Regions from separate parts of the Homo sapiens genome. Here region 1 is linked to region 2. Evidence: chromatin loops called from intact Hi-C (ENCODE). Cell type or tissue: sigmoid colon. All regions are shown on one strand. Links, peaks and the distances in the headings refer to the core of each region. The heading gives the core; the rest is flanking DNA. Region 1 overlaps NFIB (nuclear factor I B). Region 2 overlaps NFIB (nuclear factor I B).

Region 1 (16,954 bases), core at 5,173-13,172, 160 kb before region 2:
CATTACACTATACTTTCTGTCGTAGGCTACATTTTTGCATCTAATCTAGTAATCTTTTCCTGATTTGAAAATATAACTTTATTTATGAATAGCCAAACCATCCTAGATAATTTTTGTATTAACCTTATTAATTAATGAGGTAGAGGGACTTTGTTTATGAACTTAGTGGTATCGCACTGAAAATAGAACTAATGTTTACTATTACAAAATGCTTAAGATAGATAATATCAAAAGTATATCTTACGTAGACCTAGATTTACTTAATTTTAATATTTCTATCATCACTTTTGATTGTGCAATATTCACTGTCGATTAAATGGAATTGAGTTATTATTTAAATTATTTATAGTATGTTCCCAGAGTTACTTGGGAACACTTAATAATGTTAGTTTACTTGTATGTAAATTCATAAAACTTACCGAGGAGGAAAGTCGCAGCGCTGCTTACAGAACAAAAAACAGAAAGTGGACTGGTTACACTGGTTTAAGATAAATCTTAAAAAGAATACAGAAACTGCATACCATACCTATTATTTAAAATACCTGAGAAGGAGAATGGTATACATTTTACCTAAATAATTAAAAAAGATGATGTTATTACTGAATATTTGAGTTAATGAAATGTTTATTATTTTTATTTTTCTTAATATATTTTCCTTAAGTAGGTAAGAATTTCTTTTCTTCAAATAAATGCATCAAGATATAGATGTCCTTGCATTACCAACAATCCATAGTAAAACAATCATTTTACAAAGCCGCATACCAAAAGTAGACTGAAGTTTGAGCTGTCACAGATGGTAGGTCATTTCCAAACTTGGCCTGGTGGGAGGAAAAATGGCCTGCAGATAGCCAGGTGACAGACTGTTACCTGAGGTTTGTTATATAAATGTGGGACTTAATAAACTGCTATGAGCTTTATTATTCAAAAAAATCAAAATTACTTTTTTGACTCTGAATTCTAGGCCCTCACTATGTGCTTTTTGTCTTGATTTTCTTGTAGCTTTGGAGATAGGCTTAAGTGTCATTTTAGAATTTTTAGTCTGATTTTAAATAATGGTGTTGGACATTGCACTTTTAGAAATATTACCTTTTCCTGAAAAAATGAAACATTGCATTTAATATTTCCATGCATTTAAGAATTACAGTCCAAATAATGATGGTTTGGGGAAAATAATATTTTTGTCCCATGTGTCCTAAAATAAAACTCAGTAACACATGACACTTATTTGATTGACAGATGTCTAGGAGGTGACACTTTAAGGTGGGCTGTATATATGTGTTGGATTGACTATAAATGTGTTGTAACTGTGTTGTGAAAGTCAAGGATGGAAGTAAAGTTTCAAAAAGTGGGTCATGTAACTTTTTAGTGCAGGGAGGGAAGATTTGCAACCACTTCACTACTGCTCACATTTTAAGTTGCTTGAAGGCTAGGTTTTGAGGTGTGCCTGCCTGCATGCACATTTACTCCTGGGGAAGGCAGCCAGCTCTCTTAGTTTTGATGAACTGACAATAAAGATTTGTAGAGATAGATTGAAAAAAGAAAAAAAACGCATAAATGCCTTCCATGTTGCACCACTGGTCATGATAACTATAAAGTTTTAAGCAACTCTTAAGAGACCATGGTTTTAGATAAAACATTGATTTTGTTGTTGGTTCAACAATCTCTATTGTAAGAACTTTTCATTATTTTATCTTGTGTATATAACTTGTATCCTCTGCTACCTGCCAGTGCATCATCTTCTCTTAACATCTGTTGGTTCTTCCTTTGAAAAACTCACGTCAGGATGCTTTTGTGTTTTCCCCTTTTCAAAATTTATATATTCTTCTTTGTCAAGTGTAGGTTAATTATGTCATTTTATAGTGCAATTGATTAAAGAAGGCAGATTTTAAAAGATAATTCTCCGGTCAGTTAGAGGGCTGCATATCGCGAGTGATGACTTTTTATTTGTCTTCTAAGTACATGATAACTCACCTAAGTCTGTTTTATAAATCAGGAAAAGAAGTATAAAGGAAAACACGAAAGAAAAATCAGAAAAGAGAAATGTAATGTTTGCAGCAGAAAGAGCAACAAAATTACGTTTCCCCCTTTTTCTCTCTCCCCACTTCTAAATGACTGGGAGAAAAACATGAGAAAGAACAGAGAGAATGCCAAAGATGGTTGCCACTGGCACCAGGATTGGCATCAGACCCTCTTTGTTTAGCTCAGGATGCCTGTGATTTGTTAGTTGGCATCCGCATTGCAGTGTGGAGTGATGTTACAATATATTGACAATTTCCAGATCTAGAAATGTCAATAGTCCTCTTGGTTATTTATACAAGATCACACACTGCATCTCTTCTGGAAGACGAAATAAAGACCAACATGTACTAAAGTTTCATTGTTGACCAACTTCCTATGCTTTTCTTTTTTCCCTCTTTCTCTTTTGGTTCAACCCACACTTTTTTTCCTTCTTCATGCCCAGCAGCCTCATCTTTCTGAAATGTGGGAAGAGTTACCAGAGCTTTGACACAAGCTATAGTGCTACATCTGCATCTGATATGGTTTGGGAAAAAATTTATGCTTTTTGAAATCATTTTTGATATATAGTTCATTAGACTTTTGCATCACGTGGCCATGAGGCAGTATTTTATTTAAAGCTAAATCTCTTTGTTATTCGGCTACTATGCATGTAGTCTGGTTGACCGCAATTCAGTCCATTTTGCTATTTCCTTATATTAGCAAAGGCTGATGTTCAATATAGTTGTTTATAAAATTAAATGTCTCCCTGCACTTCACCTAAAATGTACACATCATTTGGGAGTAACTGCGTTTAAATCCATAAAGTCATTTGATGTTATTGATTCAGAGGGCTGCGCTTCGGCTGTTTCGTTGCTACAAGAACCGCCATTTTGTTTGTGAAGTGCCAGGCGAGGGGGAAAAAAAAGGCAGACACTGTGTTTGATGCCAATAATGGTTGCCAGTGGCACCGAGGTTGGCATCAGACCCTCTTTGTCTAGTTGCTGAATGCCTTTGATTCGTTGGTTGGCATCCGCATTGCAGTGGGCACACTGGAAAGTTTTTGACAATCCCTGAATGAAAGCTGCTTGCTTGTTTGCTGCAGCAAATCTTAGCTAATATAAAACTCTTCCTTTTTTTAGGTTTTGTCTAAAAAAACTGGGACAGATTAAAGAAAAAATAGCTCTAAATGGTATCTATTTTCCCAAAGATATTAAAGACGTCCAATGATTCTTGGGCAGGTGTTACCTATTCCCCATATTGCCTTTGTTACTGCATTCATGAAAGCAAAGCAAAAACAAAACCAAACAAAAACCAGGCAAGCCTTGCACAGCACAGCTTCCTGGGATGTAAGTGTCCTATAGGATGCAGGGTGTGCTATGACAAGTGTGTGGAGGACAAACCTAACGTAATGATATGTGATGCATTCATTATGACTGACTGTTGCTCTCAGTCACATCACTGCTTATTTGCTATGCAATTTCTAGTTCCCTCACTTGCCACTCTTGCAAATTTTATAGTAACATTTTGAGAGGACTTCAGTTTTCCTCTCTAGTTAGAAATGTGTAACAGAATACATGTTTAAAAAGAGAGAGAGAAAACTTTAAAGAGGAGACCTATGCGTTAAGGTCTGAGGTAAAATCAGTCATTCTGGAATTTCTCGATTCTGCACCACACTGTTACGAAATTCTCAGTGCACAATTTTGTACACTGGGAAAATCAACCAAAAGCCTAAAATAATTTTGGTTAAAGTTTCCTAGATAGTTAGCGTTAATATTGCTTTTCAGTTAACCACCGTTATCTCGTTAATTAATAAGAAGGATTAGCAGTTCTACCCAAAGGGCTGCACAGAAGGAAGTCTGGCCTATGGGAGGCCTTGAGTTGCCAGACTGTGTCCTGTCTGAAGGGGAAAAAAGGAAGGGGGTGGTGGTGGTGGTGGGAGTCGGGGGGCGGGAGTGGGATTGGCCTTTCTCTGAGGCAGGAAAGCGTTTTGAAGAGAGAGGTCACAACACACCAAGACATTTAAAGATCTCAAGAGATAGCAACTGTTGTCGTGTATGTAACAGATTAGAGTTTAAAATGAGTCACCCTAACTGATTTTTGGACTGTACTTTGCACTCTTATTAAACATGTTTTGGAGTGTTAAAGAGAGCCCAGAAACCTCATTGCTATCCTGAAAAAGTAGTTTCCTTTAGCCTTGTTGAACCCTTAAAATTATGATCTCTTGTTGGGTGGCCACTTTTGTTGCTTTATTGTTAAATGTTATAATAATTGAAGTACATTTTGAAGTTGTGAAAAATGTGACTTATTTACAGGGGAAGTCATAATCATTATTACTGTTTTTGAAATAGAAGCCTTCCTGGTTGTCACATATCATTAGTGAGGAAGCAAATGCTAAGAATTATTTTCTTCCTACAGTTACTGAATTTCAGAATCCTTTTGGGTAACAATTATTTCTTTATGAAAAGCTTAAGTAGATAATTGTTTGCAAGTTGGCAGTGTATTTTAACATTTTAATAGATTTCACTTCATCTGCAGGTATTTCCCATTATGGGAAAAAATAAGCTTTCATAATTGATTAAAATGAGGCTGCTCTCTAGGATGATTTGGTGTGTCTGCACTGTGAAATGCTCTGGGAACATAAGAGTTTGTGTGTAGGAGAAATACTTGGTATGCATGTTTGATTTAGGGGAGCACTGTTAAGTTTTCCCATCTAGCAACTTGTCCTTGACTGAACTTGTGAACTCTAGTGCACATTTGTTTGCATTCTGGCTCATACACAATTCACAAGATAAAGAAGGGCTCTTATTGGCATGTCTTGCTCCTAGGCTTAATGAGACCTTTGTGGGAACATATATTGTGAGATAAGATACTTAGCAATTTTCTCACTGATAAGAAAACACAGTCTCCCACCAGAAGTTCACCCTCTATGCCATGAGGTCTCTGCCACAAGATAGCTTTAACAGACAATTTAAGAGTTAAACTCTGAGGCCCCAGTTGCCAGCTGGGGAAGCTTGGCATCTGTGTTCCGATATGGCAAACTAAGCTCTTGCATTGCAGTTAATATGATCTCATTTTTCAAAGGGAAGGGTGGGGGGAGAGAAGGAGAGAGGGAGGGAGGGATGGGACGCTTATTTGTTACATCAATTATGATTTTCAAATATTTAAAAATATATAGTGCCCCACTTTCTGGAGGCAGCAAAGGTTGGTAAAATATTCTACTGACAGCATTAGGCATCCTTCCCCCCACCCTGTATATACAGCACTACAAATTTTGTAATGAAAAATAGTTAGATTATGTATTTGGATTTACAGATTTAGTGCACAATGTCTCTTGTGTGGTAAAATAATTCCAAATATCTCCATATTTGTAAGAACCAAAATAATATGCATTGTTCGAGAATCGTGGTAATTGGAGAGGACTGTGCATTGCAGTGACAGGAGTGACGGTCAGGTCTCCTGAAGAATGCCTTCCTGATAGGCACAGTTATAGTGCCTGTGCCTGGAGACTTAAAGCTGGGTAGGAGCCATTGAGAGAGGCCATCTATTGCTACAGCTTTAGTTCTTTAAAGTTACTGTTTTCTAAGGTGGTACCTAAGAAGCACTTCCAAACATGAAGATTCGTAATAGATTTGGTAGGATTTTTCATTTACTTACTTGTTTTTCCCTAAATTTGGAATTTAGGAAGAAGCTGTCATAAGGAAGTTAAAGTTGTAATCCTCCATTAACTTTTTGCTTTTGAATTTGGCACTTAAAATTTGAAACAGCAATCCAAGATACCCAATATAGCAAGGTCTTTCTCCTCATAAGCTCTCACTCAGCCAGATTAAACTGAAAAACTAGACTGGTAGGCTATATAAAACCGTTTGCTTTCTGACACTAGCGCTCTTGCCATCACTGCTGGCCAGTTAGAATTTCAGCACCTGAAGAGAGAGGGACCCAACGGAAGGTTATGTCAGAATTCACAGGATTTCTTAAAAATTGAGATAAGTTAGTTTTCATTTCTGTTATCATGGTGGCTTACATGATAATGGACTTATAATCAAAGAAGTAGTTATTGCTTTGTTTGAAGCTCCAAGTTTGCAAAGAGTGCAAAGAGCACATGAAACACTCATTAAAATGGTCAATTATTAAATACCTGAAAATTATGGGCAAAGGCGATCCCTGGCTCTGAAACTAGCTTCTGGGTAAATGTTTCTCTTTGGTTTATGAAAGAATAGCATTTTCCAGTTTGAAGTTGATGAAAGTAGAACTTGCGGCACTTAAGGGGTTTTCCTATGTATGTGCTATGGCGGAGCAAATGATTAGCCAACATAATGTTCAAAGCAAATTTTCCAGCCTTTTTCCCTCCATCCTTGTGAAGGAGGAATAATTTTAGAAATCTCAAGGACTAGTGGTTATGCGATCGGAAACTTGAGTTATTACGGCTGCATGCCCCAGTGCCAAGCATAGCAAGAAGAGACGCTTCCTTCTGATCATGCTCACTTTTCTGTGGCAACGTGGTATGTTGTCTCATTTTAAAGTAAATTCTTGGGACCTTGAACTCCAGTTTTGTGATGCGGTTAATTTAACTGAATTTAGTTGTTAGAATTTGGCATAGAGAATAAATCATCAAACTGCAGAGAACTTGTGAAAACTAAGTGCGTTGTAGTAAGGAGTGAGTCTGTGGGATTAGCTTGTATTAGATTGAACGTTAGAGTGAGACTAATAGGACTTGAATGGTTGGGCTTTTTGGTTGTTATATTATTCAGAAAATTGGAAGAAATGGCTAACAAGTGAGGTGGAAAGTCCTTGAGGCTGAATTGAAAGCCACACATTTTTAAAAAACCTTCAAAATTTAATTGTTCTAAAATGGGAAAGCAGATGATTACATGCATAACTATATTGTTTATAGTAAAACACTTAGATACACATATTCTGTTTATGATGATAGCTTAAACAGGACAGCACTGATGAATCACTGACAAATTAAAGATCTCTGAACAAGGACTATATAATTAAAAATATGGGGTGATGGATGAAGTAATTTTACTATCAAAAGTTGCCTGGAGGTTGTGTATTTTCAGAATCCTATTTTAAGGCAGTTCAGAACATGTAGTAAGTTATTGATGAAGCATAAACCAGTTGAAAATGGAATTTGTTTAAACAAGTGCGAAATAAAATAAGAATTACCTTTAAGAAAAGAATTATTTCATGTTAAATACATGCAGTTTTAAAATTTTAGTTAGCTTCAACTCCATTCAAAATAGTCTATTTCTCAAAATAGTCAACTTAATAGTATTCATTGAATTTTGAAGTACACATCTCTCATAAAACTACATAAAAGCATTTAACAAGCATCCATTAATATTAAGCGACACATATATAGTCTCATGCTGAATGAAGATGAACTGTTTTTTTAAAAACCTGATTTTTCATACTCATTTTGAAAAAAATACATGGATAAATGTATTGGTGCTAACGGAATGGTAGAGCTTGGGACAAAAAATCTAATCATGAGCACAGATATTAGGAAAAAGTTATTTGAAGTAGGGTATATTCTGTAATTCATGTGAGTGGTGGATTACATTTATGCCTATGCTAATGACACGTCAATATGAAGTCTATACCCCTCTATTAGTGAATTCTGAAGTGTAAAAAATGTTCCTTCGTAGGACAACTTGTATTTTATTATTCTGACATCTGCAGTTTCTGGTTGGATTACCTTAAATTTGCTATGCTATGTTAAAAGCCTTGTTTTATGAGGTCGGTCTCAGCTTCTGGCCTTGGTGTCAGGAACCCTGCTACCTGATGCAACTTGCCTTGTTAGGTTTAATTGACCAAAGCTGATGTGTTAAAACAATTCATTTGCGCTGTAACTTACGCCCTGGCTAAGTTGCTACCTGAATCCCTTGACCTTGACTTGTTTGGGTCATGGAATGGCTGCAAGCTGTTTGACCTTTCTATTGTGTAATAATGTCACTGTTTCCTCTTATTCTTTAATGGTAATAGCTGACAAAAAGGCCCAAGCCCGCCCTTTACACACCAGTGGATTCAAGGCGTCCGTCTGCAGTAGCTACGTCTTCTGTTTGACATGGTCTGGCTGTAGAAGTGACTTTCTTTTGTTTGCTGACAGTGATGGGGACAAATTTGCAGCCCTCCTTGCTACAAGAGGTGGGGCATAGTATTCTGGCATTTGGAGGGATTTAGATCTTTTCTGCTTAGATTTTCAGTTTCTCTGTTTTATGATGGTACATATCACAATTTCCTTTTCCACACTCGTCTGAGGTTGACTTTTCAGCTTTTTATATTTATGGTTTCTTTAATAATTACTTTTCAGCATTTTCAGCTGCTACGATAAAAATATTTTATTGTCATAATATGAGGTAAAAGTGGGAAATTTAGTTATGCTGTTGGTTACCGATGTGAAAACAACTGACTTTTGAACTTAACACTATAAATCTTTGACTAGTACTGAAAAAATCTGTATACTAAACATGTAGGGTAAAACCAACATTTTTTTCTTTACAAATGAGTTAATGTTGTAACTTTATATATACCATCTTATGTTATAGTTTTAAGGGAATCCTATCTTTTGTGACTTAAATAGCTAAATTTCATGACATAGTAGAGAACCATTAGTAAATATGAAGATTTTATTTCTGTGGGGACTTTTGCCAGCATGTAAAAATAACTATTTATTTTAATGAATATAAAAATTGTTTTTTTTCTACTCTTCATGAAAACCTCATGTGCAAAAATAGCGAATTTTACCTCCGTTCTTCTCTTCTGAAGCAGTGAAATAATTTTATTTTTAAAATACTGGAAAAGCCTTCTAAAATGTTAAAACACAGATATTTTTATCCTACCAAACTCTTCTTTGCCAAATATGACATTATAGTTCATGATTTTCCTATATTTGCCAGATTAAATATTTAAAATCCAAGCTGTTACATTTTATTTTTAAATTATTAGAGGAAAAAAGGAAGTTTAAGTTAAAATGTACATTTCCTTACTTGCGTGTTGCGTACTGTTTATACATGTGTGTAGATACACTGACAGATGAGAGACAATGTGCTACAGGCGCTAGAACCTGGGAAAAAAGCAGTAGATTTCTGCATTCCCATCTAGAAAATATCTGAAAATAGCAGGTGAGAGGCTTTCTTTTCTTTCTGGTTTGTTTGTTTGTTTGTTACTGTTGTGTTTTAAACTGTTTTTCCCCCAGGAATGTTCACAAGATCAAGGAATTTAAATGCTTTTCAGAATGAATCATGTTGATAATCCAGAATCATAGGGGTCAAAGGAGGAAGGTTGAATGAAGTGCTCTGAATCTCATTTTAGTCCATGGCCTCAGTTTTTCTCTCTTCTCCTGTAAAAACTAGTCTAGAATAGAAAATATCTCTTTTGCCTTTCTGCCGGTTCATTAGCATCCTCAGGGGCAGCGCCAATGTGGAGTTGGCTTTAGATGTGGTTGGTGGGCTAAGGGGTCAGATGACAGTGAGACTGTGATATGAGAACAGCAGCCAGCCCAGAGGATTTAAAAATCTCTTTAGTTTTCTCCAGACGTCTACCTCAGTTCCTACATCGAAAGAATTTTAAGGTGATCTCACCTGTTGAGTTAAAGTTTCTAGTCCAACTTGTGTGTTATCCAACTTGGGTGTGTGTGTGGGCAGGGAGCAGGGGGTGTGCGCATGCACACACGTGTTGTAGGGAGTTGAAGAAGTGAAGTTAGAAGAAAAAGAGAAAGGCGGGGCTTAGATCTTGCAGGAATTACTTAAGAAAGATGGCTTATTCTTAGACTGAAGAGTAAATAATGTGCAAATTAAAGTATTCTGTCATCCTTTGAATTTTGAATTGCTTAAGACGTTCAGCATATCCCCCTTCTGCCTTTTCCATTTTTGTAGAGCACAGAAAATGTCTTAGTTCAGGCTACTATAACAAAATAACATAAACTGTGTGACTTACAGACACTAAAGCTTATTTCTCCCAGTTCTGGAGGCTGGAAGCCCAGGAGCAGAGTGCCAGCATAGTCAAGTTCCAGCGAGGGCTCTCTTCCGGGTGGCAGAGTGCCAACTTCTCCTTGTTTCCGTACATGCAGCAAAAGAGTGAGAGCTCTCTGGGATCTCTTTTATAAGGGCACTAATCCTGTTTATGAAAGCTCCAATCTCATGACCTAATTATCTCCCAAAGGCCCCACCTCCTAATACCATCAGATTGGGGGTTAGGATTTCAACGTAGGAATTTGGGGAAGACCCAAACATTCATTTTGTAACAAAAATCATGTGCATAGAATTTGACATTTGGGGTTCTAGTCTTGGCTCTGCCATTTATCTGCTTTGTGACCTTGGTCAAGTCACTTCAGCTCCATGTGCTTTGCTTTTCTGTTCTGTAAATCGAGGATTAAAATGCCTACTTCACTGTGTTGCTTTAGGATTAAATGAAATAATTCATGTAAGTAAAAGCAATAATGTTAATAATAGCAATTACTACTATATATGAAGGAAAATAGCATAATGTAGACTGCCAGGGAGACTATCCAGTAGTGAAAAAAAGGAATGACTGGATATGAAGCAGAGGGTCATCATTTAGTTCATATTTATCTCAGGTAACAAGACATACCAAAGAGGAAATCGAAGTCCTGCTCACTGTAGTGCGCGTGAATATTTGTTAGTGAAAACTCTTTGTGTAGGCACATGAAGTTAGCTAGTTGTGTGTAGTTTTAAAACCCATTTAAATTAGAATGATTGTATGGTTTTAGAAGCCTTTTTGTCTCAGATTTACCAGAGACTAAATTTATTGATCAATCTAGGTATATTTGAAGGGAAGGAATCAAATAATTTTATTAGTGGCTCTCTGAATAAATAACTCAATTTTGGTGTGGGTAAAGGGTGTCCTATCAAGTACTCGTAATTCACTGCACTCCAATAAAAGTGTAAAACTGTCATGTACAAAAAAATTAAATTGCCACCATTTGGGAGAACTACACTTACGTTTTAGATTTGTTTCGGCAGAAGTGATGATGATGTGGCTAGATGGGATAGTGCTTTGTTTGTTTGTTTGTTTGTTTGTTTGTTTTTTGAGAAGGAGTCTGGCTGGGTAGCCCAGGCTGGAGTGCAGTGGCGCAATCTCGGCTCACTGTAAGCTCCGCCTCCCGGGTTCACGCCATTCTCCTGCCTCAGCTTGCCGAGTAGCTGGGACTACAGGCGCCCTTCCCCACGCCCGGCTGAGTTTTTTTTTTGTATGTTTAGTAGAGACGGGGTTTCACAGTGTTAGCCAGGATGATCTCCATCTCCTGACCTCGTGATCTGCCCGCCTTGGGCCTCCCAAAGTGCTGGGATTACAGGCATGAGCCACCGCGCCCGGCCAACTGGATTGTCCTTAAAAAAGCATGCTGCTGGTTTTCAGACTCTTTTTAAAGTCCGAAAGTATCATATTTAAAAATGACCCTTAGTTGAGTCAAAACCTCAAACCGTTTAATCAGTTGCATGAATTGTTTTGATTTTATTGCCATTTAATTTTTCTCCTTTAAGTCACTCTTTCCCATTCCTCCTTTTCTATCGTGTTAAGAAAATTAAATAATTAAATGAGCTCCGTAGGAAATAAGTTAACATTTATTACTGAAATTGACTTCACTTTTGCTAAGAACAACTGGAAGCCAAGTGGAGAATGGTTACAACATTTACTTCTTACGAAACTGTGATTTGGGATCACCGTGTTTGACTTCAGTAGCTCTGGTTGGTTGTGTCCATGGAGGTCCTTGGAGGAACTAGTTTCGGTGCTTGTTTCCCTACGGCCACTGAACTGCACCCCTCACTTTGCACAGGAGGTTTGGAAAGTGGAGAGATTAGCTCATATCCACAATCCCTACTAGGAAAATTTAAATCACGTGTCACATTGACGTAGGGTAAAAAGGCATCATATTCTTATATGGAGCACTTTATAATAAGTGTATCACGTACCTAGGGGTTCTAGCCAGGAGTTAATAGGAAAAGTTATTTCACTGTTTGTCCATTAGTTAAAGGGTAACTAGGGTGTACGGAAAGCAGGATCAGTACATTGATTAGCTTGTTTGGATTCTGGCACATAATTTTTAATAATCTGTGGCATTCCTTTTCTTTTTGATAACACACTGGTGTTTAGTAGCAGTTCTGTTCATGGGATACACAAAACTCGAAAATCATATACATGAAACAAAGTGCAGCCACAGTTTTTAAACATATGTAAACTGGGATTGCTGTTGATGGCAGAAAGATTTGATATGATGTCTTTCTAATGTATTTGAAAAGCTTTGCTTACACTTATGATTTAAAGTTGATGTTCACTTAAAGTGGGAGCGTATACATGGTTGTTAAATTCTAGTTGCCTTTCATAGCCTCTCAGAGATGCTTGCATATTTCTTTATTCCTGATGGTAAAGCATCAACATTTTAGGATATGACTTATAGTTATCATGTAACAATTTCTGTTCTATTTACAGTCTCCAAATAAGGGAAAAGCTGCTTATAGTAATATGAGGATCACTGGTCTTACAGTAATTAAATAGACTTGTTATACTACATTAATCCCTTTTGGAACATTTGGAATGACTTCTTAGTACTAACAAACACAGCATTAGGGCCTACAATTAATCTGCTTTTCGTGTCCAACATTCGTATAATATAAAACATGTGCATGGAGAAACATATTTTGGGTTTAAGATGAGTTCATGGGAGGACAAGATGAAATTATTTTGGACTGTTGAGCAATATGAATATAATGCCAAGTACTGATAAAATACGGAATTCATTTAGAATCAACATAGGTAGACAGACTGTTTTTAGTAAGGTTTTGTTTTTTGGTGAATACCATGTTTGGGCTGTCAGACTTACTTTTCCCCTGAGATCCATATTTTGTACATGACATACCAGATATATGCAATATGAAACGGAAACAGTTTTTCAATCTAATATCCAGGAGTTTGTGTTAATATCTTGTGAACTTGTGGCTCTTGGTATCTGGCATTGATAAGGCTGTCTACTAATCCTAGAGAAAGGGAAGTAGACTCCGTTTTAAAGTCTAGTCCAGTCTTATTCTTTAGTTCATAGAAATGGTCTAAGTTAATGATAGACTCCGCACTTATGTTCAGAAAGCATCATCATTACAGCTTTGTTGAAGGGACTTCTGAGTAAGGATTATGTTTGCGTCTCCTGTTGTGGAAGGCCCATGAGGCGTAATTTCCTCCTCACCATGGGCTTCTTTATTATTGTTGAGTTTTTCATACTCAGGGATGTGAATTCAACCTTGGGTGTTCCAGTTACAGAGAAAATATTTCATGAAGGATGAAGTGTTGGTTCAATTCTAGGACAGATTGCGTGCATATATACAGAGTACTATGGAAATGCTGGGATTATTGAGTGGTTTGCAGCCATTTTCGACCATGTGCCTGGGACTAGCTAACACATTGTCAGGGAAAAACATGATGTAGCAACAATATTAGATCATGCAAATGAGACTACTGAATAGTAATAGTTATGGGCAATATTTTGGAAAACACTGATTAGTGACAGTTTTATTACAGCAAATGTATGTATCAAGTCCCCAGATTTCATTGTAACGCACTGAAAACAGATGTCAAAGTGTCCCAAACAGAATTTCATGGTTAATCTACATATTGCATGGAAAGTACAAACAAACCATTTAGAATTCTGTTATTTAATCCTTTTAGAAGGAATGAAAATATACAATTTAGATTTACTCTATTCTTTCTTTTAATTTCAGTTTTTGTTTTGTAGGGGATGACGATAATTTTTTTTGTTTATTAAGATGCATATAGGAGAAGACATATCTGCGTATGGACATAATTTTACTTAATGTACTTTGAAATGTAAGTTTCTGAACATAAGGTCTTTACATTAAAAAAAGAAAAATTAGACTCTAAATTATTTAGTGACCTGATAATGGAATTACCTTCTTCCATTCCTTTGTTTACTGATGTAGAGATTCACTCTACGCCATATAGTGATTGAAGCAGCTTGCTGAAGTGGAAGAGAAAAACATTGCTGGTCCTACTGTTTGCAGGTGCTTGGGAAACTTTGTCCCTCTCAGTAACTCAGTTTCTGTATCTGTCAGGGAAGAGAATTGGCCTAGAGGACATCCACTATCCCTGTTAGCTCTAGCATCCTAGGAATTTGGTTTCTGGTTATCTTGGCAGAGAGCAGTCCTCTTCATAGTAAGCAATACTTAATAAAGTTTAGCACATGCTTGTTAAATTTAGGGTTTTAATACATTTTATTTATTAAAGAGAAATAGAAAATGTGTAACCTGACTCTTGAGTAACACTTTCATGTTGCTCATTTCAAAGTCCAATAGTTAACTCATTTGGTTCAATGTAGATAAAAGCTTACTTTTTAAGAAAGAGGTCTTTAACTTGTAGAATTTTAGAGCCGGGAAAATCCCTACAGATCTTCTCACTTTACAGTTTGGGATACTGAGTCTAAGAGAGGCCCAGTGCTTCTTTGGATGCGTTACTTTTACTGCTGTAGGAGGAAAAATAAACGTAAATTATCAAAAAATAATGAAAGGTTATTATTTCGTGAAAACATGGCAGCAATTTTTAAAGGAAAATAGAAGAAAAATAATGATTAAACATCTTGTATTATCATTTGTAATTAAGATAAATTAATTCAAGAGACTAGGTTTTTTCTTTTATACATTTTCATAGGAAGTATTCTAACGAAATCAATCTGCAGCCATGGTCTTTCTCTTTTTTTGTGTGTGGATGGAAGATACACTAAATTGCACTCAACTAATACCAAAATTTGATGCTGGTTGAAAAACAGAAAGGACCCATTAAAAATATATGGCCAATTTTCCAATAACATAAGAAAAGATGATTGAGATTTGTTATAAGAAAACTTTTTTTTTTTTTAACTGAAAGTCAGATTTTTAAAGAAAAGGTCAGAGCTAGTTATGAGGAGCTGTTAGAAGTTCTGCTTTTGGGTGTTTGTAATTTTCCGATTAGCTTGATAATTACTACATCTCCCTTTTCCTTTGTGTGGCATGTATCATCTCAGTTAAAGAATTTTTTTTTAAGTTTAAAACAAACATCCATATCTCTTTTATTTAAGAGATGTTTCTGAGAATTTTTTTATTAGTTTAATATTTAGTAAATAAAACATATGAAATTTACAAGGGGAATTTAATTTCAAAAAGCAACTTTCAATGAATCTTTTTGTTAAGGTAGAAATTCTTTTACAGAGTCTCTGTCGCCCAGACTGGAGTGCAGTGGCGTGATCTTGGCTCACTGCAACCTCCACCTCCCAGGTTCAAACAATTCTCCTGAATCAGCCTCCCAAGTAGCTGGGATTACAGGTGCATACCACCACACCTGGCTAATTTTTGTATTTTTAGTAGAGACTGGATTTCATCGTGTTGGCCAGGCTGGTTGTGAACACCTGACCTCGAGTGATCCACCCACCTCAGCCTCCCAAAAGTGCTGGGATTACAGGCGTGAGCCACCTTGCCTGGCCAAGAATTCTTTTATAAAATGAAAGAGTTGTCTATAATTTATGTTTTAGAAATGCCCTGTGTGTGCTTATGTATATCAAGAGACTCTGGAATAAGGCAAAGATTAACACATTGAAACAGAGATATTAGAGTATTAGAAAAAGTTTAATATCAGCTACTTCTAGTAGCTAATTTCTAGTTTGACAGTATATGGTGAAAGTTTGAAAGCATGTTTTTCAGGCACAATTGTTGATGGAAAAATAGGTGAACAAAAGATGGGTACAATGCAAGTACAGGAAACCACAATCAATAGAAATGTTATGAGAGCATACTATAAAATAGATAATATGTATTTGTTGAATGAATGGATGAATGCATGCAAGTTATTTATACTGAATATAGAACATTAGGGGCAAATCAGATTACTGTTACTGAGGTAACACAAGAAAGTTCCTCAAACTAGGAAAATCTCCTTTTTACTGAGGCTTGTTTTCTTTCTTTTGTATATGCACTAGTGATTGGTCACTGTTTTAGAAATACATTTCCACTTTATGTGTATATTTTTAATGTTAAGAATGAGTAAAATAAAACCATGTGAATTACAGGGTCTGTATTAGCAATAGCACGTATTCTGGAATCTTGCTGTGAGTTTTAATGTTTGTTTTATACTATTCACTATGTAGTTGGGTAAATTAGTTTTATTTTCTAAGATTCAGTTTCCTGAGCTCTGGAGTAGGCATGCACTTTATTTGGCAATTGTGAGGGTAAACTGAGAAAATACTTGTGAAGTGCTTACCGCCGCACCTGCCGTATTGTAGACGTGCAATACTTTCTCTGAGCTTTCCAGAAGACTTGGTCTCCCTTTTGTGGGCAGAGCTTTAAGTTAAGGGCAATGCTATGCCTAAAGTGCGGAGAAAAATATTAAATTTGGCAAATTTTCCAGTTTCCTAGGTATATGGCAAAAATTTAAATACTGTAATTGCTATGTAATGTCTCAAAATCCACTCCTAATGTGAATGGTATAGAGCCACAGCTAATCACAATGCCTGTTTCAATATTTGTGAGTTACTTAAGGAAATAACCTTCCCTAGAGTACAAAGACATGATAGATTCTTGTATAAATTTCCTGGTACAATCCAGTATACTTTACTACTATCCATTTTTCATGAGGTCTTTCATTTGGGTATAAGACAATCCCAGGCACAAACATAATGGGAGATAAAAGTGAACATACTCGTAACTGTTGCCTAGCGGGGAGTGTTCAAGGTGATGGTATTTATTTATGCAAGGAACTAAGACTTTAAAATCCCAAACATTTTCATGGTCTGGAATGGTGATGTGTTTATTTTTTTCCTTTATGTTTCCAATAGCACTGACTTTTAGTCCCACAAATAAGGTTGGAAGAAATATCTCAATATTATGAGTAAGATTATTCTCTGAAGAATAATTTTGACTGTTTTCTCTTATTCATTAAAAATGACACATCATTTAAAAAA
Region 2 (16,954 bases), core at 4,714-12,713:
ATGTCTATATTATATTGGAGGAATTTTTATAGGCATTGGGTACACAAATATGAATAAATTAAGTTTCCAGCCCTTGACCTCCTGAATGGAAAAGTAACTTTTACTATTTAGAAAAATCGGGGACTAAAATAAATAAGATTATGAGAGAACCGACTCCATGCTTTAGAGCTAGCTTAGTTTTAAGGACGATGAGCCGTAAATCTTTACATAAAATCAATAAATTGGCATGTTAGCAAAAACTAGCACTACTTGGTATATTGGCATGTTATTACAATTTGGAGAGTAGTTTGAAAAATTAAACTGGACTCTCAAGCTATATTTAGGCATTGTGTTCTGGTGTCTTAGGTACTAAAAAATAAAACTACTAATTTTTATACAAGTCTCCAGTTCTGTTATATAAATGTCTTCTCAGTTAAGTCTTTCTGAAATTTTAATTTGTTTCCAAGTCCTAGAGATTTATTTTTGATAATTTTGAAAATATTCTCATTAGTAAGGTAGTCTTAACTGTTGTGCTAAATTTCAGTTTGCACTTTCTAGAGTTCTATAAGGATATAGTATTAAATGTCAAACGCATTAAGCCAGAGGGCCCAAGGGAACACTGGGGGCTAGAGAGTAAAAATGCCAGTTTAGTATTATGTGCTCAATCAGGAAATAAGTAACAGTAAATAAGAGTGTGATAGCATGCTGACAGAACCAGAATCAGAGGCCAGCATTTCTGTTTTTTCTCTGTCTGTTGCCCAGGATGGAGTGCAGCGGCACGATCATGGCTCACTGTAGCCCTGACCCCCCCAGGTTCAAGTGATCCTCCCACCTCAGCTTCACAGGTAGCTGGGACTACAGGCACTTGCCACCATGCCCAGCTAATTTTTAAATTTTGTGTAGAGCTGGGGTCTCACTATGTTACCCATGCTGTTCTGGAACTCCTGGGCTCAACTGATCCTCCTACCTGGGCCTCCCAAAGTGATGGGATTGCAGGTGTGAGGCACCACACCAGGCTCCCCAGCATTTCCTAATGTGAGTTTAGGAATGTGAAAAGATATGCTACATACAAAAGAGTGGTCAGCTAAATTTGCAAAGTTTTTTTGTAACAAAAATTTCAACTATTTTCATTCATAAATGAATATGCAGAATATTTAATATGCTACTGTGTGCTGTGAATATCCAGGAGTGGCTCTTGACTGAACATGTTTATTAAGTTTGTGACTTCAGAACCTTTTATTTCTATCAAAGAATCCATAGGGAGCATTAATCCTAGGCCCAAACTTTGGAACACAGTGCTCTAGTCCAAACCACAGTCTGACAAATGATATAATCTCAAGATTTCTCTAGAGCTGTGGGAGCTGAGTGAATAAGCAGCTGTCATAGATGGTTGAATAACTGCTATCTGGGAGTCATTAACATTAAATGAAGTCCTAGAAAATGGCAGTGCAGACAGCTTAGTAACCATACTGGAAGAAGTTTTAAAGTTCTCTTTGGGGACCAAATAGAACACCAACAATTCCTTATATTCCTGCAGTTAGTATCACAGGGATGAAATGGCAAATATTCAAATACCAAAGTTTTGAACCAGAAAAAAAGAGAGCTACAAATGCTTTTGGTGGATGAATGTGAAGAAGAGATGGTTTGAATTTGATGTTCAAGCCCAATTTTTAAGTTTCTTTGTTTAGCTTCTTATTATGGAAAATATCAAAAGTAAAGAACTCTAAGTGAATTTCTAGGTACTACCCTGGCATTGGAAAGCAAACTTCAAGGATGCTTCCACCCTGAAGAGGAATGCCTCTTCAACTACACTGCTACACTGCTGTAATTGAAAAATCACAACACGATCTTCTTCAAAATGGAAAGGAAAACAATAAATTGTTGGTGAAGGCTTTCATCAGAATTCCCCACATTGCCTCCTAATTAGTGAATGTTTGTTCCCCCTTCATGTGTTCTAATCAAGAATAGCATTTTGGATGGGGTAAACTTGTATACATGTTAGAAGGGCTGGTACTGATTAATATGGAAAAGTCGTGCTCATATTTCTGTGCTCTGGAGGCTTAAAGATTTGAAAATACAGCATTTTGCAGAAAAACCACAATAGATAATTAGTTTGAAAAAATAACAACTTTCTATTTAATACTGGGTTTCTAGCTTGATGGAACACAGCTTAAAATAGGGAAGTGGGAAACCCATGGGAGATAATGTCATAGTGTGCCATACAAAGTTTCTCTGCATAAGAAAAGGTTTTATTTCAAATCTTTTTACATATTGAGTTCATGTTTAAGCTTATTGTGAAGTAGTTTGGAAAGCCAGTGTCATTTGAGTTATTAGACTCCCAATATCATATACAATAAGAAATTGATTTTTCAGGTACAGATCACAAATTATTAGAACCCTTAGTAAGACATAATTCAAGCTCCTGTTTCACAGCTAAGTAGTCCAAGGATCAGAGAGGCTGTCCTGTCCCAACTAATGAATGGCAGAGCCTAGATCTTTGTTCAAGGGATTTTTTTCATTTTCTGTTATCCTGCAGCCTGCCTAGGGAATCAGTATGTAAACTTACAAATGGCCTAGGAGATTTAAACACTGCTTCGCAAGTCTTCCCAGAGGGACACTTTTCTTGGAAAGCTTAAGGAAGACTCTGTTAGACCTAACAGAACTAGAATGAGAAAATAGAGGTGTATTTGTGAGTTTTCAGGGTTCTGAAAGAATTCTCAAAACAAAATTTTGAGATGGTAAAATTTTACATATACATACACACACACACACACACATAAATCAACTATTATTATTAGTGCCAGGATTAAAATTTTTTCAACTAAAATAAACTGAAGATATGAATGCTTTTGAAGAATAAATGTGGGGAAGAGTTTGTTTGAAATGAATGTTTAAGCACAATTTTAAGAAGTCTTTTGGCCTGGAGAATATTGAAAGTAGAATTGTAAAGTGAACCTCACTGTACTGTCACACAGCTTCAACTGTTATTAACACTTTGCCAGTCTTATTGCATTTACTATCTCCCAGTTTTTAAAAGTATTTTAAAGCAAATCCCAGATATCTGTCATTTTGCATGTAAATAGATCTGAATATTTCGAACAATGAACTTTTTTTTTTTACATAATCACAGTACTATTATCAATTTAACAAATATAACATTAATTTCTTAATATAATCTAACATATAATCCATGTTCAAATTCCCTAGAATATCTCAAAGGTTGTCTTGTTTGAATCAGGACTCAAATTTAGTCCATAGATTATATTTGTATTTTCACCTTCTTTTTAGCCTACACTGATTATTCGCCTCCTTTTTCTGTGTTATTTATTTATTGAAGAAAGCATGTAAATTTAAAAATTGTCTTCAACAAGCACATGTAAATGAAACATGGAAAACAAGATTCTATTGCCATTTGTGGTTGTCATTTATTTATTGAGCCCTTCCTTTCTGTCAGGTGCTTGGCTAAGTTTATATCTATTTTTCTTTTAAACCTGACAGAAACCCCATTTTACAGCTTACTAAACTGATCATGCTTAAGAAACTCATCATAGATCATGCAGATCATAAGTAGCAGAGGTAGAATGGGAACCCCTGGCTCTCTTGCTGAAGAAACCCATGCTCGTTATTGCTATATAATACTGTATCCCAAATAAGTCATTGAGATATTATGTTTATGATTTTGCAAACTAATTATAAAACCTCTGTTACAATTTTTTTTAATGCATGAAACTTCAATACAGATGAATGCACATAACTTCACAGGGGTTCGTAGACTCCTTAGAGATTCATGCATGTAGTCCTTGCTCTGAAATCAGGTTAAAATCACTTTTCCATTTAATAAGATAGTAATAAATAATCCTAAGTTCTAGAATGTCTTTAGTAGAAGTGTGTGATATATGGCCAGTTTAAAATGAGCTATATTTGTCAAAATATAAAAATAAAGTATATATTTATTATCATACATATGTTTTCTTTTAGTTCTGTTCTAGTCTTTTTGCCTTAAGCCTAGTGCACTGTAATTGTGATTAGGAAACTCTAAATACTGGTGTGGTCTTAGACAAATCACTTAACTTCAGTAACTCTTGAGTTTTCCCATCTGTAAAATAACAAAGTTGTATACTAAGATTTGTGTTCTAATATTTTAGATTTTGAATCTATTGGAGTCCAAGAATTTGAAGATCTTCAGTACTTGAGTCTTTCCAAAGCCGTCATTAACATGGATCTTTTGGAAAATTCAGAAAGTTTTCTGTTTCTTAAATTATTTTTTGAATGTTCATTTTAAACACTCTCATTGAATAACAATAATTGGGCTGCTTATGTGCTTGGAGGCCCCGTATATTTTGCTTTATACCTGAGGAATGCGCAGTTCTCACAAATGCATGTCCTGTCCTGCACCATTCTGGTGCAACAAATGATTGATAGAGATTGAGTTATTATAACAGAACCTTGTTATGGAATCAGTGTCTCCTACTTTGAAAACAAATGACTCAGCCAGACAGCAACATTTATTTTCTCTAAATGACTAGGGATGTAGCAATGGGAGACCATTATCCTGTGACAATATTCGGTTTCATTGACATTATCTCACAAATGTAATTGGTCCATTACTAAATAGAGGTTTTGTTACTGATGAATTTCACATGATTTCTAAAACCATTAGGATAATAAATATGCCATCATAGTAATTTCATTGACAGAATGTTCTTTTTTTCTTCATTTACATTTGTTGGAGAAAAAAAATATAGATTTAGGTTGAACTTAAACACTACAATTTATACCAATTTTGACTACTTTTCCATTAAGAGCAACAGAATATTGTGCAGAGTAATCATATTTGCATTGAGCTGCTGAACTGATGACCTTAAAATTTTTGTAATTCTTTTTCTACCACACTAAATCACATCAAATCATAATTGTTCTCAAGCAATTAGTTTACTACCTCAGTGTAATGATTTTATTTGAAGTAAGTTCCAGATCATTTATAGGACTTTCCTGTAAATCCACTAAAGTAACACATCAGTTAAATCAACTCTAACCATTACCAGCGTGGATAATAACAGCATTAGTAACAACAAAAACCTTGAGATGTCTTGTAGCATAAATGTTTTTAAATGTATGGCTTTTCCCCAAATGTTCTCCTCTGAAAACTCATCTGTAATCTTGTTAAATTAGAGCCCTTCCAGTATCTTTCTGACTTTTACAGTTAAGGTTATGGTATTGATTTTATTTTATAGCCCATGGCTCTCAGATGCTTAACATTAATAAGACTCCATAGCCAAGAGGTTTTCCCGAGAGGCATGGTGAATAGCAGCTATTTACCTATGCCAGTGTTTAATAAGTGACGAAAATATGCTCCAAGTCCTGCATAATTGTTTGATGTTTTTTCTCTCTTTCAAATTAGGTTTACACACATTACTCAAGACCCTTTATCATTGTCTGTCTGTTAAAATGAAATTGCTTAGTGGACAAAAGCATTTTGAAGTGTTTTTAAAAAGTAGTTTTCATTTATTCCATATTCACTGTTTTAGCACTGTTCTTCATTATTCAAAGGATTTTTTTAAGTGTCTCTGGAAGACATTTGTGAGCTTCAAAGAGGTTTGCTTTAACTTGGTATTGGGTGTAGGTGTAGCCTCGAGACCTTTTTTATAGCGAAGTGATAAAATTGAGACTTGTAGGAACATGCTACTTAACCGTGCTTGGGCTAAAATATATGGCAAGAGAGACTTAAACTATTAGAAAAGATTTTACTTTACTGAGGAATACAATAATATGCTCAAGTGTAATTAAGATTAAATAACTCAGTAATTAAAGTAAGAATTTCATTTATTTAACACAAAGACCACCATACTTTCTCATTTGAAAAGGAACTGATTTCATAAATTTAAAAAAAATGGTTGAGAAATCTAATTGAAGATGACATCTTATCTCCTCTTAACGTAGCTTGCCATTTTTTCCAGTGTTATTTTAGAGTGTGATAAATGTAAATATATATATATAAGGAGATACTTTCTTAACATGGCAGCTAATTATTTTTTGAATCATCTGGCATCATCATCAAACTACTGTAGTGGGATTACATCCATATGTCTTGTCATAACATTCAGAGCTTTTTGTTAACTTGGAGTGTGTGGGAAGGACTTGTTCACATTTGCCACACAATCATAAAATTTTACATCTAGAGGAGTCCTTAGACACAGATATTTAGATATTCTTTTTTCTTCACTGTATTTTCAAAAGACATTGTTTTGCCTGTAGCCAACTAAATTGCAAATGTTACATTGAAGCATTTCATTTTACAGTTTTGCAATATCCAGTACCTAAACTAATATGAAGCTTTCCTTCTTGCAGTGTAATGTGGGACACCTAACAGGATTCAATATTGTCAGCCCAGCTTTGGGAATTATTTATAGTATTCTGTGGAGCTACAGGCAACAATTTTCCCAAAAATATCTATTTTACAGTTTTTACAGTAAAAGTAATAGTTATTTGTGGGGAATTTGAAAAAACAAACTTTCAAATATGAAGAAGAAAATAAAAATCACCTGTAATCTCATCACATAAAGATAACTTCTGTTAGTATTTCATTGTATATATGCTAGCCTGTTTTTCTATGTATTTTTCTGCATTTCGGTGCGTTCTATTTCTATGAATGTATTTTTGCAGTAAATTGAGCTTATATGATATATGCTATTTTGTAAGTTTTTTTGTCTTTATAATCTAATGGCATTTTACCATATCCTTCAATTTCCTTTTTTTTTTTTTTTTTTTTTTTGAGACAGAGTCTCGCCCTGTCACCCAGGCTGGAGAGCAGTGGCGTGATCTTGGCTCACTGCCACCTCCACCTCCCTGGTTCAAGCAACTCTTCCTGCCCTAACCTCCCCAGTAGCTGGTATTACAGATGCACGCCACCATGGCCAGCTAATTTTTGTAGTTTTAGTAGAGATGGGGATTCGCCATGTTGGCCAGGCTGGTCTCGAACTCCTGACCTCAGGTGACTTGATCCACCCGCCTCGGCCTCCCAAAGTGCTGGGATTACAGGCATGAGCCACCCCATCCAGCCTTCCACTTTGTAATGAGTACATAATATGCCACACTTTGGCTACACCATAGAATTTTAAATATCTACTTTGCTGATGAATATTTAGATAGTTTTGGAGTTTTTGTATTATAAAGAGAGATACAGTGAACATCACTGCATGTAACTCTGTGCCTAATCTGATTGGGTGATTCTTGTCTAGTTCTTTTCACTGTCCCAAGTCCCTAGCATACTGCCTGGCATGAAGTCACCAAGTAGAAGTTCAGTGAAATTTTGCTACGGGAATAAATACATTCCTACTGTAGAATTACTAAGTTAAATCTTATGTCCATTTCTAAGGCTTTTGGTAAATATTGGCATAGATCTTATCAATTTACATTCCCTAGAGCAGTGCCTGAGTGGCTTAACTCCATTGTTATAAGCCGTAATAATTTCAATGTAGCACATGGCTCTATAAGCAATTTCAAAGCATGTCCTCTGACAGAAATTTATAGAACATTCTTTATGGCCCTGTGACTTTACCCATGCACCTCTTTTTTATCATTTGAATTTTATTTAAACCATCAAGGAACACACCATGTGTCTTCTCCCCATGAGCCAGGATAGCTCCATTTGTGAAGAAAATGGAGAAATTGAGAGGGTATTGTACAAAGGATTGTACAAAGCTTTCAAGTAAAGGCAGAGCCTGCTTGGTCTCTCTCTCCTTTCTTCCTCCTTCAGGACACACACCCTCACCCATCATCAGTCCTTTATTTATTAGGTAAAACCTGTTAAAGTAAGGATTGCTGTCATTCTCTACATGGAGATCCTTAGAAATAAATACCTCAAAGCTTTGGACTGGGATCTTAAGTATCTGGCAGGCTAGATGCTGCCCCAATCTGGCCTTAATAGTTGTCTTATTCTACATAACACTCATACACTTATAAATAACCTGGACACTTTCCTCTCTTCAACACTGTTTATCCCAGGGCAAAAACAGAGGCAGAGAAATTGTGGTCTTTTTAGCTTTCAGTTGGCAGTCATCTTCTCTGCCTTCTCCTTGTCCTCTGGGAACAGAGCCCAAACTGTTTCCTTGTCTCAGGACTGACTCTGGATTTGTGGCCTGAAGTAAAAATGTCAGATTTCAGCTACAAAACTCATCCCACACACTTGATTTGGTAGCCTGTCATTTACTACCTTATTTATTTTAAATAACATTATTATCTTATACAGATGGTTCTTTTCTTTTTCCTGTTGTCTTCCAGCTTCCACCCAACATTTTAATGGAAAGCAGAAATATCCCAGTTAAGCTAAAGCTCATTTTTCTCTTTCAGTGCTGTGTTGCTTGACAGAGTTTCAATGGAGTGATGGATGTGTTGACCACCTTTGCCTTCACCCAGCAATGAATTTGGTCTCTGAAGAGGTTTTCAATATTCAGAGTTTTTGTTTATCTAGAAAACTCTTTTAAAAAAAATCTATGAAAGTCTAATACTTTCAAAAGTCCAAAAAATGAAGAACTTTGAAAATTATGAGGGTGTATCAACTTGATAAAACTTGTCAATATAATATAATCTTGTCAAATCCCAGCCATTGGACTGTCTCTAAGCTAAGTGTGCTTATGTATGTTCTTTCCTTCTCTGGTCTGTATCAAACTCCTCTGGTCAGTATCATACCAGAGGGTCAAAGTTAACAGAAGTTTTGCAACTGTTTTCATTACACTTTGAGTTTTCTTCTGCCAAAAAATAACAAAAAAAGAAGATGAAGAAAAAAAGGAAGAAAGGAAAAAAGAAGACCGTATGCAATGAATCAAGCCTATAATCTCAACACTTTCAAAGGCCAAGGCAGGAGATCTCGTGAGACTAGGAGTTCCAGACCAGCCTGGGCAATATAGCCAGACTTTGTCCCTACTAAAAATTTACAAATTAGCTGGGTGTGATCGTGTGCCCATAGTCCTAGCTACTTGGGAGGCTGAGATGGGAGGATCGCTTGAACCCAGGAGTTTGAGGCTGCAGTGAGCCATGATTGTGCCACTGCAGCCTGGGCAACAGAGTGAGACCTTGTCTCTAAAATAATTAAATAAATTTAAATAAATAAATGAAATTTACACAATAATAAAAGATAGAAAGGAAAAAGAGGAATCCTGTAAATTGTTTAGCAGCTTGATAATGTGAAAAATAAAGAAAATATGTAGATATTTTAACAATGATTATAGCTTTATAAGCACTTAGCAATAAAACAAACCTTAACGTTAAATACTGGAGAATAAAAGTAGCCAGCAAATGGTGACTTGTCTCTATAGGGTTCATTTAGACTTGTTTACAAGTTACAAGTATGGCATGTAAATAAGGAAGACAATTTAGGAATATGTAAAATAATTACACTTTTAAAACATTTTGAAGGAATTTACTTCTTTGTTAACCAGATAGAAATAGGACTATTCTATCCTAGAAAAAGGACTAAATCATAGGACTGGCATGGTTAATACATTTTAATTTAGTGATATGGTTTGCTGAAAATAATAGCTTCCAGAAATTCAAGAATTCTTGCGTGTTCTTACATAATTAATTTGAAATTGTTAAAAATTGTGTTACTATAGGGAAGAAAAGGAATTTTTCAAAAAAGAAAATTGTATGTTTTCTATGTAGGCTTTAGTAGTCTGATTTGTAACCTTAATCTACTCGAGCATATTGGAAAAGCTAACATATTGCTCTACTATATGTGAAAAAGGAGCAGGTGTCCCAGACAGGCAGGTGTTAAGGTGCTGTTTGAGCTTGCCCTAGATCACTAGTTGACTTCAATGAAGTTCTACTAACAGGTGGCTAACTGATTGGAGTGCCATGTGACATTTATCCCGGGAGCGACTTGGATGACAGGCTGCTACAGACTGAGGAAGGGGTCTTTGCTTTGATGAAGAAATTGCCAAAACTCATGTCTCATTAGTGTTTCCTAAGGTTCTTTGGAAGTGAACAACAGTTTAATTAAGGGCTGACGTAAACACGTTTCTGCACACTTTCCCTGCAGCATTTTATCACATTAGAATTGATCAAAATTGTTGCCTTGGGCTGACTTGAACAGATATACATCTGGAGCGCAATTTGTGCAAGCTGCCGATGAGTCGAGTACATACGCTGTGTTTCACAGCGACTCTCTTCCTTTGTAGATGAAATTACCTTGTTGGGAGATGAGTTGATCTAACTCTTTATTTGCTTAAGTCCTTATCTCTTTGAAGTGATGACGTGAAATAAATAACACATCAAGGCCTAGGATGTATATATGTTACAGTGCCAAAAATATATATAGTATGGTCAGGAAAAATCGTGTGATAATTTGATTTTGCAAAATACTTATTTAAAGGGATGCTTAAGAATAAATGAACCAACTTTATCAGTAGCCTACTTGAACTTTTTTCTTACATGGTGATCTTTTATTCCATATTCAACTACACGATGAGTTTCTAAAGTCATAGCTAATTTTCCAGTTATAAATGTAAACATGGGTGTACACATTGAAGAATAACACCATCAATGTGAATCTTTTTAAAAAAATTATTCTCTCTAATCTGTCATTAAGAAGAATTCTTTCTGCAATCCAGTATTATTATGATTGCAACTATTTAATGCATTTCTGTCTTTAATTTCTGCCCTCTCTACTAAACCATGAGCATCACCAAGACAGGGACCACGTGGTTTTGTTTGGCATCTTGATGCATAGCCATAGTTCCTCACACTTACTAGAATCTCAGTGATTGATTTTCTTTTCTCTTTGCTTTACAGTCAGCTACTTCTCATCTGGTGATATTTATTCATGGAACATGAATTTTAAGATATACTGGCTATGGTTATTTTTCTCATCCTGCACTACTAGTCATCACTTCATAATACAGTTTCTTTCACATGCCAGAGATTCTAAAATAAGCTGCCTAGACACGGTGCCTGCTTTACCTCTTCTTTCTTTCATTTCTACTTTTTTTTTTCATTCTCTTCCCAAGTAGCATATTCTTCCAGCCTCTACATCTTTTTGTGTTTTTGGTAAAAGCATGTTCCTTAGGAGGTAAGCCATTAGTCACCTTTTTAAAAAAAGCATACGCAGTGGATACAAGTAAATAACAATGAAAAATTCATCAAGCAATATAAGATACAAACAAAAGATCATTAATGAAATCTAGATCTCAGGGATTTCCAAGAGAGATTACTTAAGGAGAAAACAAGTTTGTTCAGTGGATAAAACATTGTTCTATGCGTGGAATAAGGAGAGTGGAAATGCCTCATTTTCTAGTTCAAGGGAATGTCATAGATCAGGGATGGCACAGAGTTAAAAACATATTTCTCCTGCTCCTAATGGAAGCCATAAGAAAATTAGCTTCACTGAAGTTTAAACAAAATGGAATAACAAAGAAAAAGAGCTATTTAAAAATGTGATACTGTGGTAGATCTTGCAATGAGAAAGATACTGTTTGAAGGATACGATGCCAGCTGCTGGTTTTTATAAAGTGCCATGGAGAGGAAGGCCTGGAGGAGACTAGGAAGAAAATTTTTGGTTCAGCCAGGTACAAGTGAAAAGGGCGGTGAGAACAGAAAAAAAAAGTCAAATTTTTGGAAAGTTTTTTCTTCTAAAATCAATTCATTTATAAATTATTACTTTCTAAATCAAATTTAAATTGTTCTGTCTGATTTTAAGCCATCACTGGCCTCTACTTGTTTCTCTTCAACTACCAGCAACTCCTGCCTCCCTCCCACCAGTAGAAACATCAGCTAATCCTTTGCCTATCATTTTGCATCTCTTTTCAGCTGCTTTATTTTATGTATTATTCAACTTATGCATTATTATGTATGCATTATTCAAGTTATTATATATTTATGCATTATTCAACTTTATTATTATTCAACTTATTTTCAACTTAATCTTTTTATGTAGTATTCTTCCTGCTTGAGGGACAGTAGATTGTGTAAAGCGTGGTATTTGTTTTTCTTCACAGAAAGGTCACTTTAAAGTATCTTTTCTATATATTCATTCTTCAAACTTTTTTTTGTAGCATATGAGCACATTACACATAGAAACAATATCATTTTTCACCTTGGCATGAAGCCTTTTAGACTGTAGACATTCAAAATAAATTAAAATTAAAATAACACTAGTTTGGTTCATGATTAAAATGTAATAGCTAGAAACTCTATCTTTACTTTTTCCCCAGATAATTGATCTTTTATTTCCCCTTCTAGTCTAGAGAGGGTGTTTTTTTTTTGTTTTTTTGTCTTTTTTTTTTTTTTGAGCGGGGATTCACTTTTGTATCTTCCTAAGTTCTTAGCATAGTGCCTTCTGCATGCTGTGTAGCAGTGTATTTTTATTAATGGGCCAAGAATTAATTTCATTTAATGAGAAAACAAAGGCAATTAAACCTATATTCTGATACTACCGTTCTTCACCTGTCTCTAAAGCAAATCCTTTCAGTTTGGTCAGTGAACCTTCCCATTCTTATGTTTACTATTATAAGTTACTTTTGTTGTTTAAGGAAAGAGTTTGTGGTTCCTTTTGCAACTTGAACAGCAAATTGTATTCTGTTTCTTCTGTGTTGGTCTGTATAATCCTCTATGAACGTACCGTTATTATTAGGTGCATGCCCAAAAAAGAATTGAAAAAATAAATGGACCCATAATAATTACTCAGTAAAAGCAAGTGTGTCATTTTGGCTAAGAAAATACAAATGCTTTGCTTCTTAAAATTTATATAATTTACATTAAAAATTACATAATCATCTTCAACTTCTATATAAACACCCTTGATTTATGTGCCCTTTACAAAAGGAGACCCATGAATTTGCCTGAGTTTAATGAAAAGTCTGATATAGTTACAGTAGTTGCAGTTGCCTTAATTGATCCTCTTCTCCAGAAATGACATACCCAGAACGACACTGTTCTGTTTCTCAAGCTGTGGTCACATTAATTTTTTTTTTTTTTTTTTTGAGACAGAGTTTTGTTCTTGTCGCGGCTGGAGTGCAATGACACTATCTTGGCTCACTACAACCCCTGCCTCCAAGGTTCAAGCGATTCTCCTGCCTCAGCCTCCCAAGTAGCTAGGATTATAGGTGCCCACCACCACGCCCAGCTAATTTTTGTATTTTTAGTACAGACGGGGTTTCACCATGTTGGCCAGGCTGGTCTCGAACTCCTCACCTCAGGCGATCCACCCGCCTTAGCCTCCCAAAGTGTTGGGATTACAGGCGTGAGCCACTGCACCCGGCCTAAATTATTTTAAAATGAGGTATAATTATGCTTTATTATTTATTCTATGGAATTTTTAGAAACTGATTTACCCAGTTACATTTTACTTGAAATTTATATTTAAACATAGGTAAAGCAGAAGAGTATCAATAAAAAGTTCCCAGTTTCTTTTTCAAACAGTTAATTTTAAATTAAAAATTTGGAATGGCAAGTGATTGCATCATCTATAACAAGAAAGACAGAATAGAGGTTCTTTCCACCTCTTAATAATCTGTATGTCTATGATTTTACATCCATTAGTTAGAGGCCTATATTTGTAGTATTACCTTTTGAAATCACATAGCTCTTATGCGACATTAAGTATTATTTTTGGCATCTTGAAGATAGCAAAATGAGCTTTGTCTATTTTTTAAACCATGGTTTAAATTTTTTTTCTTTTTTTATAGTGGCATTAATTGCTGTGGTTTTATGAACAATTTATTTCTGGTTTTTTTTTTTTTTTTTGAAAAAGATATACAGAAATGGTTCTCTGACTCATCAAAGTTCTGATAGATTCACAACAGCCAGTTAGTCACAAATTGTAGCTTACAGCTACAAATCCGCCTGGCATTTTTTGTAGACTGTGATGTCTACTGCCTTTACAGTAGCATATTCATCCTTTAAATGCCACCATGCTGAAAATGCATATTTAATTTTATGAATGCCTTTACCAGAGCTTAGGTAATTTTTCAAATGGTAAAATGTAATGATAATTAGTTTCTCATATTAATAGCACCATAAGGTCTTTTTCTAATTTCAAGAAAACTCAAAAATGCAAATTGTGTACATTTTGTATGTGTGATAAAGTTTTGGTGTTTTTTTCTTTTAATAAAGATTTATTTTCTTTTAGAGATACATGCTGAACTACTTAGAAGCAAAGTTATATGATATCTGGGATTTGCTTCAAAGTACCACAGGGAGAGAAAGTGTAGATGGGGATAAAGATGAAATAAGATTTGTTATGAGTTGATCATTGCCGAAGTTGGGTTATCGGTACGTGAGGATTCATTACAATTCTGTCTACTTGTGAATACAGTTAACATTTTTCATAATAAAATACAAATTTTATAGCTCATCATTTTTATAACATTTTACTATGAGTTGATAAACTTCCATTAAAGTCAACAGCACTCAAGATGTTAAAACCAAGGCATATCTCTCAACTCCCTGCTTATTCCAACAAACTGCATGGTATAGTCTCTTAGTCAACTAAGATGATGACAGTCTACATTGCTTAATAATTTAATTGGGTGAACCCTGTTAAAATATTTATTGCATTAGTTCTATCATGATTCTTATTTCAAGCTCTCATGATCTATCTTTTGGCAGTATTAAATATTTATGAAATGAATGAGTGAATGAAGCCCGAAATCTCTGAATTCTTTTCCTATCACAGCACCTTTGCAATTCCTTCTTACTTGTCCACATCGCCTCACTAGATTTTAAGCTTTAAAGGAGCCGAAAGTGAGTCCAGTTCACCAGTGTGTCCCAGGCTAGTGCAGCATGTGGCATACATTCGGTCTTGAACAAGTATTTATGGAATGAATGTATTGATGAATCTGTCTTCTGAAGTGGTCTTCATGATTTCTGTCTCTGTTTTGGCCAGTCCGCCCTCCATTTAGTTTCTGGGGGAATTGTTTTAAACTGTCATTGTGATCATGTTTTGCCCATCTATGGCGTTTCTCCTATGAGGGTAAGCATTCAGACGTTTGTACAGGAAGCTGGAGACCCGTCATCCTGTGGGACCTGCAAGAGGCTTGCTCCTCTTCTTCATCTTTCACCACTCCACACACTGTTTACTTGTGTATTCTGTGCCATCTTTTTTTCTGAGTATTTCCTCTCTGAGAATGTCATCCTCATTCACATTTTGAAAATGGCACCAATGAGAAATGCCTTCCTCATCCTGGGGAGACTGAGACGATATCTGTCCTGTACATCGCAGCTGGCGATGTAGCAGCAAATGCCAAAACTTCCCTGCTCTCAACACACATTGTACCTCTCAACCATTCACAACCATTTTCTTCTAATCATTTTCCTCCTCACCAACAGTGAGCATCCCTAGAGCAGGAATTACTTTTAATTTCTTTGACATCTTCATTTTACCTGGCCAGTACAGAAACCCAGTAAACGTTTGCAGAAGGAGTAAATTAAGGAATGTACTTTTTGCTAATCAAGTGAATGAGTTTTCCATAAAAGCTGTGAAATCAGTGATATCGTGACCAACATACCTGAAGGTTGTTTTTCCCATTTGCAGCAGTTATCCTCTGTCGAAAGACAATCTTCTGAATCATATAAATCTCAGAATGAAATACTGAGGTAAAGAAGGCCTTTGTGTGAACCAAGGGGCTAAAGGAAACAAGACTTTGGGTTTTTAGAAGTTTAAGATTTATTTAGTAATGGGAATAATTCTGATGATAATTTTAATGAAGGCTTCTGCTAGCTTCCATGGAGATTGAACAAATATTTCAGAGCTCCAAGACAGCTGGATCGTTGACACTCAGAATATATTTTGTAAAAGAGCCAAAGTATAAGAATACTAAAATGTTGCAAGATGAGATCTGTCATTTGTTGACATGAACCTTAGAGCTTAAGAAAGTCATGGAGCTTTGGGTTTTTCTCTGTTTCTCGCAGATATGTCTTCTCCGACTACTATGAAGAAGCCTGAAAAGCCATTGTTCAGCTCTGCATCTCCACAGGATTCTTCCCCAAGACTGAGCACTTTCCCCCAGCACCACCATCCCGGAATACCTGGAGTTGCACACAGTGGTGAGGAGTTTCAAGCATAGAGGAGAAGCCTCCTTCTTGTCTGTAGGGCCTAACCCCCTTAGGGACGGAGCAAAAGTTTATAAATAGAGCTATGGCAACCATATTTTCTCAACCCATATGGTGAGGGGCACAATCCGATCAAGTATTTTTTCTTCTCAATTTATGAGAAAAGATTTCTCTGGGTGCAGGGGCTCACGCCTGTAATCCCAGCACTTTGGGAGGCTGAGGCGGGTGGATCACGAGGTCAGGTGTTCAAGACTAGCCTGACCAACATGGTGGAACCCCGTCTCTACTAAAAATACAAAAATTAGCCTGGCATGGTGGCATGAGCCTGTAATCCCAGCTACTCAGGAGGCTGAGGCAGGAGAATCGCTTGAGCCTGGGAGGCAAAGGTTGCAGTAAGCCGAGATCGTGCCACTGCACTCCAGCCTAGGCGACAGAGTGAGACTCCATCTCAAAAAGAAAAAAGAAAGATTTTCAAAGTCATACAAGTAAATAATATTTATAATATGTGTTTTAAAATTACCTTAATCAAAAAGATTGTTATCAGAAGAATGTGGAAAATATGGGTACATAGCTATCTTCATTATAGCTTCAGGATTAGTCCTGATATTTTACTAAGGGAAAGATGGAATTTCAGTTATGTTGCTGAGTTTAGAGTGTTTCTAAAGGCATTAAGACGTAAGGCACTATTTCTGTAGATGTTATTTTCTACATATAAATCAATATTTATCTATATGAGAGTAATCAGAGAATAAAAGGTACTTTTTTTGACACTTGTTTTATATGCCCAAATCCTTTGGGCTAGTACACTTGATATTGTGTCTGATGTCTTAATTTAAGTAGGAAAATGAATCCAATATTTGACATTTGTACTTTAACCAACAGCTAATACCAAATCTTTCAAAAATTAAAAATGAGATACAGCTAATAATTA

Evidence for each region. Hi-C counts contacts between places; a loop is a spot of excess contacts. Peaks named below come from ENCODE experiments on the same cell type or tissue, not always from the same donor. Only the 100,000 strongest peaks of a DNase experiment are listed, where the experiment ranks them.
Region 1: it touches region 2 in a loop (2.6-fold over the local background); 2 of 110 quality-filtered maps call a loop at or near these places.

The regions. Positions count from the first base shown.
Region 1 is chr9:14,289,729-14,306,682 of GRCh38, reverse strand. All of the region lies in intron 2 of NFIB (nuclear factor I B), which reads left to right. Among named protein-coding and RNA genes, the nearest start is that of NFIB, 16 kb to the left of the region's middle. In sigmoid colon, for the core only: no CTCF peak of the experiment used is centred there; a DNase peak (open chromatin) is centred at 10,012.
Region 2 is chr9:14,124,695-14,141,648 of GRCh38, reverse strand. It overlaps NFIB (nuclear factor I B), which reads left to right. Exons shown (of 11, transcript NM_001190737.2): 7 at 15,883-16,017. Among named protein-coding and RNA genes, the nearest start is that of NFIB, 180 kb to the left of the region's middle. In sigmoid colon, for the core only: no CTCF peak of the experiment used is centred there; no DNase peak of the experiment used is centred there.